Linked DNA regions of Homo sapiens: region 2 is linked to region 1. A link is a loop called in an ENCODE intact Hi-C map of the cell type or tissue named here. Cell type or tissue: dorsolateral prefrontal cortex. All regions are shown on one strand. Each heading gives the region's core, and the rest is flanking DNA. Links, peaks and the distances in the headings are about the cores only.

Region 1 (5,385 bases), core at 151-5,150:
ACATGGAGCATTTCCATCATCACAAAAAGTTCCACTGGACAGCACTGCTCTAGAGACAGATTTCCCTTTTTTTGTCTAAGGTTACTAGGGTCAGAAAGTCTGATGGAATATTTCCTCTCTCCAAACGGCAAATGAGGCCAATAGACAGATGGGAGACTGTGAGCTACTTATTCTATTCCATACTTTCTAAACTCTCAAATGGAATTGATAGGGCCTAGCTACTCATCTCTGGGATGGGTAAATCTGCAACATGCTACTTAGAAAAGGATGATTAATCTGTTGTCATATCAAGTCCCTTGAACATACAATATAAATAAATATAAATTAAAGTATGCATCTCTCTGCCCTACTCTGATCTGTTATATGAGTATCTATTTCTTGGGATTTAGAAGAACATTATGTTTCATTCTCAGGCTAGTGATTCATTAAGAATACATTTCTCAATGACATTTCCACAGATCATCATTCTCTAGGCAGACTATCTTCCTAGGTCTCTGGGCCCATTTTCCTTCCAGACTAAAATCCTCTGGGAAAAAGATCTAAACATTTCAATTCTAACAGGATGTAAAGCTCTCTAGTTGAAAATTTGTAGCAGATATTCAAATTGGGAAATGATAACTATGGTGTGAAATAAACTATATACAGAAATGTACAAGTGAAAGATTATATTGTCACCTATATACCACAAGTGAGTTATTCTACCAGAAAAAAAAAGATAGCTTACTTTGCTTTGTTGTATGTCAAATGACAACAACGACAACAACAATAAAAGATGAACAATTTACACACAGAACCCAGGGTGACCATTTCTTTTTTGCTTGACATAGTTTGTATTTCCAAACATTCCCCATTCATTTGTGTGAAATAATTGGAAAAAAAGCATGCAATTTTCACAAAATTGGAGAAGGAAGGGGGGTCAGCTTGCTGCTCTAGTGCTCCCTTGTTGGGTGGGTAATTTGGTATCAAGAGGTAGCCGTGGTGACCATAAAACTTACTCGTGTGACTAACGATGCAACTAATGATGCCCACAATTACTTAATTGCAGGCATGCTTAATGGCTTTTGCCATTTTCAGATGGTGCTTATGGCTAATTGTGGCTGCAAGTGGGTAACTACAGGTGCAATCAGATACGTTCCTAATTTTTACATTTGTGCTGACAGCAGAAGAAGAAACCATTCCTTCTAAAATGAGGCGTTATAAAAAGAGAGCTGAAATTAGTTCTTTCAAGTCCACTGATGATAGAACAGCCTCTGACACAAAAACAAACACAAGTCATTTCATGTTGAAGCAGAGGAAAGTTCCAGATGATCAATGGACCTTTTGCCACACTCCAACCCCACCTGTGCATTCTCCCCTTTCCCCTTAGTGTTCTCCCACTTGAATTCCTGCTACTGCCACTACCAAAAGGGGACTTTTACTTTTTCCTTATAACTCTACAGTTCCTGTCCCATCATGGAATATATATATATTTTTTAACGTTACATTGTCTGTATTTGAAAAGATTTTTTTTTTTTTTTTTTTTTTTGAGACAGAGCCTCGGTCTGTCGCCCAGGCTGGAGTGCAGTGGTGCAAACTCAGCTCACTGCAGCCTCTGCCTCCCAGGTTCCAGCGATTCTCCTGCTGGGTAGCTGGGATTACAGGCACATGCCACCATGCCCAGATAATTTTTGTATTTTTAGTAGAGATGAGGTTTTACCGTGTTGGCCAGACTGGTCTCCAACTCCTGACCTCAGGTGATCCGCTTGTCTCAGGCTCCCAAAGTGCTAGGATTACAGGCATGAGCCACCACACCCAGCCTTGTATTTGCAAATACTTTTAATACTTGGCATGATACATATGTGCTCGAGTGACTTCTAATATATATCCTGGGGAAGATAAGTTAGATTTGAAGTTCTCTCATCAGGACTTAACACTCCAAAGATGGCTATGCAGTACTTTGAAATCCTTATCAAAATCTCACCTGAGGGATTTTAATGAGAGATAATTTTTTTTTTTTTTTGAGATGGAGTCTCAGTCTGTCACCCAGGCTAGAGAGCAGTGATGTGATCACTGGTCATTACAACCTCCACTTCCCAGGCTGAAGCAATTCTCCCACCTCAGCCTCCTGAGTAGCTGGACTACAGGCATGCACCATCACACCTAGCTAATTTTTATATTTTGGGGGGTAGAGACAGGATTTTGCTGAATTGTAGTTCCCAAATCCCCCTGTGTCATGGCAGGGACAGAGTGGGAGGTAATTGAATTATGCGGATGGTTTCCCCTGTGCTATTCTCGTGATAGTAAGTCCTCACGAGATCTGATGGTTTCATAAGGGCCTTCCCCCTTATAAAACCCTCATTCTTCTTTCTCCTACCACCATGTAAAGAAGGATGTGTTTGGTTCCTCTTCTGCCATAATTGTAAGTTTCCTGAGGCCTCCCCAGCCATGCAAAACTGTGGGTCAATTAAACCTCTTTATAAATTACCCAGTCTTGGGTATGTCTTTATTAGCAGTATGAGAATGGACTAATACAGATGGTGTCCTGTGAGTAAGCCCTGTACTCTACTAATTGTCAACTCTTCTTGTTTGGGGCCTGAGGGATGAACTTTAGCCATAGCCAAATGGCGGAACTGTGAAGACTTGCAAGTAATGAGGTGGAGAAAATGTTGGTTACCAGAACCGTCTGAGGGAGAGCCCTTTATTTGATTAGAAAAAATACTTTGAAATGACATTTGGGGTGGAAGGTAAAGTCTCAAGGGCCTTCTCCATCAAGAAAAAAATGTTTGCTAAACTGCTTTGCATGAGACAAGGAGAGGAATTGTATTGCTCCTAAGAGACAGTGAAGAAGGGGGAGGGCAGGGAGATGGGGGAAAGAATGCAACCACAACACTGGCAGAAAGGTATCTGCTGCACAATGGAAACTTTTGTGTCAGTGCACAAATTCTCATAAGATATACTAAGCTAATGAATGTCTAGTATGCATGATTATCTGTGAAGATTCGTGAAGAGGTTGAGTTTGCTATCTGGGCTGAAGCTGAACACTATCTCTGAAGTTTGGCTCACAACATCCCTTCTCTCTCTGTCTCTGTCTCTCTCTCTCACACACACACACACACCCATACACGTACAAACACACTACACCCACCCCCACACTGTGATACAGAAAGGGCACTGGGTAAAGGCAGGTAAAAGGAGAATTATTCTATCACACTGTGACATGACAGGCAGGCTGAGGGTACCAGCAGGCTTGCAGAAACGGGCATGGTGCCCAGGGCTTGGGCAGCCACAAGTCAGAGGATGATTAGACAATGGAAATCAACAATTTATAAAGGCTGGAGGACAAGGCCACAGGGATTGTTCAAAGTCCAGGCACACAATCACCATTCAGGGTGTGTGCCTGTGCTGTGGGATTTGAGTGAGGCAGAGGAGCAAATGGCTGAAAATTTCTCTCAGCTCCGTGGTGTGCCTGACCCAGTGCTGGAGATTCCAAAGGGAGTAAGATGCTGCATCCCCCTTGCACTTGGAGAGAGAGCATTAGAATACAGTCATAAAATTAGGGTAGTAGGAAGCTCAGAAGAAGCTGGCAGGTTAGGGAAGGCTTGCACAAGGACATGGTTCTTGCTATGAGCTTTGAAAGGTGAAGAGTATATGGAAAGATTGTGAAGAAAGGTTTTTCTGGGCAGAAGGATTAGCCTATGTGAAGAGGCAGAGGCATGAGAGTACAGGGCAACTGAGGCAGGAGATGAGGGTCTCAAAGATCTGAATGGCTTTGCTTGCCATTTGAGGACTCTAAACTTCATCTAAAGGTACTGGGGAACCATGGAAGAATTTAAAGCTGGTGGAAAGCATGACTAAATTTGCCTCTTATAAAGATCTCCCTGGTTTACGTGCCCATCTTCTGGGTTCTCAAAGTATTGACCTGTCAGTGTTTCAGTTTTTTTTTTTTTTGAGACGGAGTCTCACTCTGTCACCCAGGCTGGAGTGCAGGGGCGTGATCTTGGCTCACTGCAAGCTCCGCCTCCCGGGTTCACGCCATTCTCCTGCCTCAGCCTCCCGAGTAGCTGGAACTACAGGCGCCCGCTACTATGCCGGGCTAATTTTTTGTATTTTTACTTGAGATGGGGTTTCACCGTGTTAATCAGGATGGTCTCGATCTCCTGAACTCGTGATCCTCCCGCCTCGGCCTCCCACAGTGCTGAGATTGCAGGTGTGAGACACCGCGCCCGGCCTCAATTGTTTATTTCTCCACCTCACTACATTGTGAGCACCTTGTGGGGAAAAGCTGTATCTTTCATCTCTGCCCATAGCGTATTGTCCAGGGGACATAGTAGGTATTCAATGGATTTTTTTTTCTTTTGAGACAGAGTCTTGGTCTTGTCACCCAGGCTGGAGTGCAGTGGTGTGATCTCAGCTCACTGCAGCCTCTGCCTCCTGGGTTCAGGTGATTCTCCTGCCTCAGCCTCCTGAGTAGCTGGGATTACAGGCACCCGCCACCACGCCCAGCTAATTTTTGTATTTTTAGTAGACATGCGGTTTTGCCATGTTGGACAAGCTGGTCTCAAACTCCTGACCTCAGGTGACAAGCCTGCCGAGGCCTCCCAAAGTTTTGGGATTACAGGTGTGAGCCATCGCGTCTGACCTCAGTGGATTTTTTTTTTTTTTGGAGACCGAGTCTCGCGCTGTCACCCAGGCTGGAGTGCAATGGTGCGACCTCGGCTCACTACAACCTCTGCCTTCTGGGCTCAAGCAATTCTCCTGCCTCAGCCTCCCAAGTAGCTGGGATTACAGGTGTCTGCCACAACACCTGGCTAATTTTTGTATTTTTAGTAGAGATGGGGTTTCACCATGTTGGCCAGGCTGGTCTTGAACTCCTGACCTCAGGTGATCCACCTGCCTAGGCCTCCCAAAGTGCTGAGATTACAGGCATGAGCCATCGTGCCCGGCCAGTGGATTTTTAAAATGTATCCTATCCAGAAATGAACAGTTGGAGGGTGGTACAATAAGACAGAGAAATGAGTGAGTGAGGAGGTTAATAGAGCAATCAAGATGGAGATAGTGAAAGCCTGAGGAAAATGTAATTGCAATAGGGATTGAGAGAAGGACCCTAATCTAGAGATATTTATAAAGTAGAATTTACTGGACTTGGTGATTGATTCGTTTGTTGAAAAAATTGTTAGAAAAAAGTATCAAGGATGACCCCGAGTTTCTGTCCTTGGTAACAGCTTGGATCCTATGAAAAACAGGAGGAAGAATAAGTTTGTTTTTAGAGGGGAAAGGGAGATTATCAGTTCCCTGAGTTTCAGTAGCCTATGGAACATCAGAAGAGATACCTACCAGGCTGCTACTGGATGGATTATGCTCACTATAGACCTAGATCTCTAACATGGAGACTGTGGGTTGGAAGTA
Region 2 (5,385 bases), core at 117-5,116, 50 kb after region 1:
GGTCTTGAACTCCTGACCTCGTGATCCGCCCACCTTGGCCTCACAAAGTGCTGGGATTACAGGCATGAGCCACCGCACCCAGTCCGTATTTAACTTTTTGAGCAATCTCCTTAGAATTTCTCTGTTCAAAAGGGGCCCATTTGCCATGGTAATGGTATTGTCTCCACAGACATACTGGCAATATAAAGTTTCTAACTCTTCTGTAGGACTTTGGGTGTCCCTGAGGCAGAAATGATGTGTTACTCATCTTTTTATATATCCCCAGTGCCTGGCACATATGAAATACTCAGTGTTTGTTTGAACTGCATCTAAATTAGTATTGAGACTAGGGAGTAGGATCTGGAGAAGGCACAAATGTTGCCAACCAATTGCAGAGAAAGCTGCCAAACATATAATCTATGAGCTGGGAGGCTGGGGTCACACCATTCCCTGCAGTGAGGGCCTCCAAGCCTGTCGGATGTCAGTTGCATCTGCAAAACTAGGAGTTCAGGGGGAAGGTTGGATTTTTCTTTATTAAACTTGTCATTCCCTAAGGTGGGGCTCTGACAGAAGCCCAGTGAGATGTCAAGCTAAGACAGCTGTTGCCAAACCTGGTGGAGGCATTTCAGACAGCTGGGGATACAGCTGCTGCCGCAGACTTCATTTGCAACAGCCTTTTCTTCTTTAAGGAGGTCAAAATGCTTAACAAATACATAGCAATAGTAAAGCAGCTATGGTATGATGCAGACAGAATTGGATCTGAGTCAGATCACGTGGATCAAGTATCAACTCTACTTCTTATTAGCTGTGTGACTTTGAACAAGTTATGCCACCCCTTTGAGCCTCATTTTCCATACTCATAATACTGACTGCTGTGAAGACTGAATGAGGTAATGTATATGTAAATGTTTTATAAACTGTAGAGCACTGCTCAACTATTAGGTATAATTGGAATACATTAAAATTACATTTAGTCTTCATCTCTCACACACACACATATACACACAGAGTATAGAATAGTGTAATGATTAATTACATGTCAGCTTGACTGGGTCATAGGATAGCCAGGTGTTTGGTCAAACATTATTTTGGGCATGTCTGTGAGAGTGTTTTTGGATGAGATTAACATTTGACTTAATCCCAGCTACTCGGGAAACTGAAGCAGGAGGATTGCTTGGGGCCAGGAGTTCAAGGCTAGCCTAGGCAACATAGTGAGATCCTGTCTCTAAAAAAATAATAAAATTATTTGGGCTTGGTGGCATGTGCCTGTAGCCCCAGCTACTCAGGAGGCTAAGGTGGGAGAATCACTTGAGCCCGGGAGTTCAAGGCTGCAGTGAACTATGATCATGCCACTTGCACTCTAGCCTGGGTAACAGAGTGAGATCTGATCTCTAAAAAAAAAAAAAGCAGATTGCCATCCCTAATTTGCTGGGCCTCACCTAATCAATTGAAGACCTGAATAGGACAAAAGGTCTGAAGAAGTGGGAGCTCCTCCTACCTGACTGTTTGAGCTGGAACATAAGTCTTTTCCTGTCTTCAGGCTTGAATTAAAAAACCAGCTCTTCCTGGGTCTTGAGCCTGCTGGCTTTTGGATTGGTATTTACACCATTGACTCTCCTAGTTCTCAGGCCTTCAGACTCAGACAGATACTTAAAGCATTGAGTCTCCTTGTTCTCAGGGTTTTGGACTTGGATTGGGACTATACCATCGGCTCATCTGCATCTCCAGCTTGTGGACTGCAGATTTTGGGGCTCTCAGCCCCCAAAATTCTGGGAGCCGATTACTTATAATTATCTATCTATCTATCCAGCCATCCATCCATCCTATCTATCAACTATCTGATATGGTTTGCTGTGTTCCCACCCAAATTTCATCTTGAATTGTGATCCCCACGTGTCATGGGAGAGACCAAGTAGGAGATAATTTAATCATGTGGGCGATTACCCTCAGGCTGTTCTTGTGGCAGTGAGTGAGTTCTCACAAGATCCGATGGTTTTATAACGGGCTTTTCCCACTTTTGCTTAGCACTTCTCCTTGCTGCTGCCATGTGAAGAAGGACGTGCTTGCTTCCCCTTCCACCATGATTTTAAGTTTCCTGAGGCCTCCCAAGCCCTTTGAAACTGTGAGTCAATTAAACCTATTTCCTTTATAAACTACCCAGTCTTGGTTATGTCCTTATAGCAACGTGAGAACAGCCTAATACACTATCTCCTATTGGTTCTGTTTCTCTGGAGACCCCTGACTAATGCAAATGGTCAAATTGCGTCAAATTTGCTTATTGTCTATTGTATGCCCAGCTCTCCACTGGGAACTGTGATCAATGCATAAGTTAATATAAGTCATATTTTCCTGATATTAAGAAATTTACAGTTGATTTGGGAGATGAGATCAATTTATTCCTCAATCCTTGTGTTTTTATAGAGGGGAAGACATTTCTACTCCACAATCATGTAGAGCATTTTTCGTGTTTCTTCACTCATTCTTCCCAGGGGATGAGAAGGAACTTCTATGATTAGTGAGCTTGGGCAAAAGTGTTGCTGTGATGAGCGTGGTGGCTGAGCACCTGTTGGTTTCTCATTTCCTAAACTGATAATTGAGAATGCATGCGTTCTGTATTCTTTGCCACAAAAGTAAGCCTTTGCATCAGATGGGATTGGAAAAGAATGATGGTTGTCCAGATCTTTCTGTGACTATATTGGTAGCTTAAGTTCTGGAGAAAAGTATTGGGAGGTGCATTGTACTTTGGCATTTAATACCAGTTCTTATTCTTGATCTCATCCTAAGATATGTTTATTTCTTTAAATATTTACCATCCTGATCTCCTTCCATTTTGGGGGAAGCAACAAGGTACAGATCAACCCTACAAAAAAGAAGGGTATCATGTTTTATGAGCTGCTTCATGATTGGCAAATCCACCACTGCCCACAGTGGAGCTGATCTTTCTTATTATTTTGTAGAGGAATATTAGTGTCTTTCATTAGTCACCTCCTGCTTTCACGACTTTGTCTCTTCTCAAGCTTGCCAGAAATAATAAATTGGGTCCATTAGAGAACCACATGCCACCTGATGGCCACTACCAAGATTACCCAAAGACCAGGTGAAAGCATTGAATTTGCTTGTGTGGGCATAAACAAAGTTCTATCCTCTTCTTCTTTTCTTTTTTTTTTTTTAGACAGAGTCTCACTGTAACCTCTGCCTCCCAGGTTCAAGCAATTCTTGTGCCTCAGCCTCCCAAGTTGCTGGGATTACAGGCGCACACCACCACACATGGCTAATTTTTGTGTGCACACACCACACATGGCTACTTTAGTAGAGATGGCCATTTAGTAGAGATGGCCACCATGTTGGCCAGGCTGGTCTCAAACTCCTGACCTCAAGTGATCCACCCACCTTGGCCTCCCAAAGTGCTGGGATTACAGGCATGAGCCACTATGCCTGGCTGGCTCTATCCTCTTGCCCTGTGGTCTGGGGTGGAGTAGAGGGAGTGAAGTGATGGGGAGGGAAGTTTCATTCTTTATTTTTCCAGAATAGCTTCGTTTGGATTATTTTATTCTTCTAATTTTTAGAGTCTTGGCTTTCATTTAAAAATTAATGTTTAAGGGACAGGTAGAAAGTATATCCATCTGGGTAGCAGTGGGGAAGGTAATGGACATTCTAAATAAGGGGGTCTGGATGACATTTTTCTTCTCTAATATTTTCCAACACTTCTGGCTCCCACCATGGCCATTGTTTTATATTTGTTGGTTTGTCCAACATTGTCCAACCTATCCTTCTTTGAATAATAAATCCCACTCCCTGACCACAGGAATGGATACACGATGCTTGTTAGTTAATCTAGCTAACAAGCATCCACCCTTCTGGGCACAGTGATTGACTTGAGGGGTAGGAACATATTCAAGCCAGGCCAATGAGGGATTTAAATTTTTTCAACATTTACAAAATATTATATTATTTATATGAATATTAAACTTCCTTTAAAACTTAAAATTATGGTATGTATAAAATACAAAATGATAGTACATGTGCAGTTTAAAGAGTAACATTAAATGAATACTCACACCACACCATCTAGGTTAAGAAACAGAATATTAGTGATTAGTAGTAACTTGTTTTATGAATTTGATGTCCTTTTTTCAATTATGTCCCTCTTCCTGCTATATGTAAGCTCTAAAATACAAAAAAGTACTATATGTTGTTGAATAAACATTTAAACAACATGCATAAAATAATAAACTCCAAATTCAAGACAGTGGTTACCTCTCTGAAGGAAGGGGAATGGGATTCGGTTGGAGTACACGGTGGTTCAACTGTATTTGTAGGGTTTTCTGTTTGTTTTGTTTTGTTTTGTTTGTTTGTTTTTGAGATGGAGTCTTGCTCTGTCGCCCAGACTGGAGTGCAGTGGTGTGATCATGGCTCACTGCAACATCCGCCTCCCAGGTTCAAGCAATTCTCTGCCTCAGCCTCCTGAGTAGCTGGGATTACAGGCATCCGCCACCACACCTGGCTAATTTTTATATTTTTAGTAGAGATGGGGTTTCATCATCTTGGCCTTGAACTCCTGACCTTGTGATCCACCCAACTCGGCCTCCCAAAGTGCTGGAATTACAGGCATGAGCCACCGTGCCCGGCCTGGCTTGGTTTTTCTTGAGACAGAGTCTCACTCTGTCGCCCAGGCTGGAGTGCAGTGGCATGATCTTGGCTCACTACAACCTCCGCCTCCCAGGTTCAGGCAATTCTTGTGCCTCAACCTCTCAAGTAGCCGGGACCATAGGCACGTGCCACCACACCTGGCTAATTTTTGTATTTGTAGTAGAAATGGGGTTTCACCATGTTGGCCAGGCTGGTCTCAAGCTCCTGACCTCAAGTGATCCTCTCGCCTTGGCCTCCCAAAGTGCTGGGATTCCAGGCATGAGCCACCATGCCCAGCCAGGTTTTATTTTTTTTTAAATGATGTCAGAGAAATGGGGAAAAATGCTTAGATCTAACTAGATATTTATTATATTATTCCCAGAGGGCATAAAGGTAAAATGGCACAATGGATGAACTGCACACATTCAGGGGCCAGACTGGTTTAGATTCAGTTTTGACTTAGTAAACTGCTATAGAAATTGCATAAATTACTCAGTCTCTCTGTGACTCAGTTTTTCTCAACTATAAAATAGGGATCATAATAATACTTATTGACAGTATTGTGAAGATTGCATTACTTAGTTTATGGAAAGTATTGGAATAATGTTTGGTATATAATAAGCATTTGATAAGTATTAATTATTTTAGTAGTAGTTTTACATATTTCATAAGCTTTTCTCAAGAAAGTGAAAGCATATATATATACCCAATCCCAAAACTATAGATCCACAGTCATTTATTTGAAGCTCTTGGGGAAGATAAGTTTCATAATTCAGA

The links. Peaks named below come from ENCODE experiments on the same cell type or tissue, not always from the same donor. Only the 100,000 strongest peaks of a DNase experiment are listed, where the experiment ranks them.
Region 2: a loop joins it to region 1, with 2.4 times the contacts of the local background. A loop is called at or near these places in 4 of 110 quality-filtered maps.

The regions. Positions count from the first base shown.
Region 1 is chr9:105,214,527-105,219,911 of GRCh38, reverse strand. The region is part of intron 2 of LOC112268038 (a long non-coding RNA gene); the gene reads left to right. Among named protein-coding and RNA genes, the nearest start is that of SLC44A1, 27 kb to the left of the region's middle. In dorsolateral prefrontal cortex, for the core only: no CTCF peak of the experiment used is centred there; a DNase peak (open chromatin) is centred at 3,241; H3K4me3 peaks cover 513 bases; H3K27ac peaks cover 1,311 bases.
Region 2 is chr9:105,164,336-105,169,720 of GRCh38, reverse strand. No RefSeq gene overlaps it. Among named protein-coding and RNA genes, the nearest start is that of SLC44A1, 78 kb to the left of the region's middle. In dorsolateral prefrontal cortex, for the core only: no CTCF peak of the experiment used is centred there; no DNase peak of the experiment used is centred there.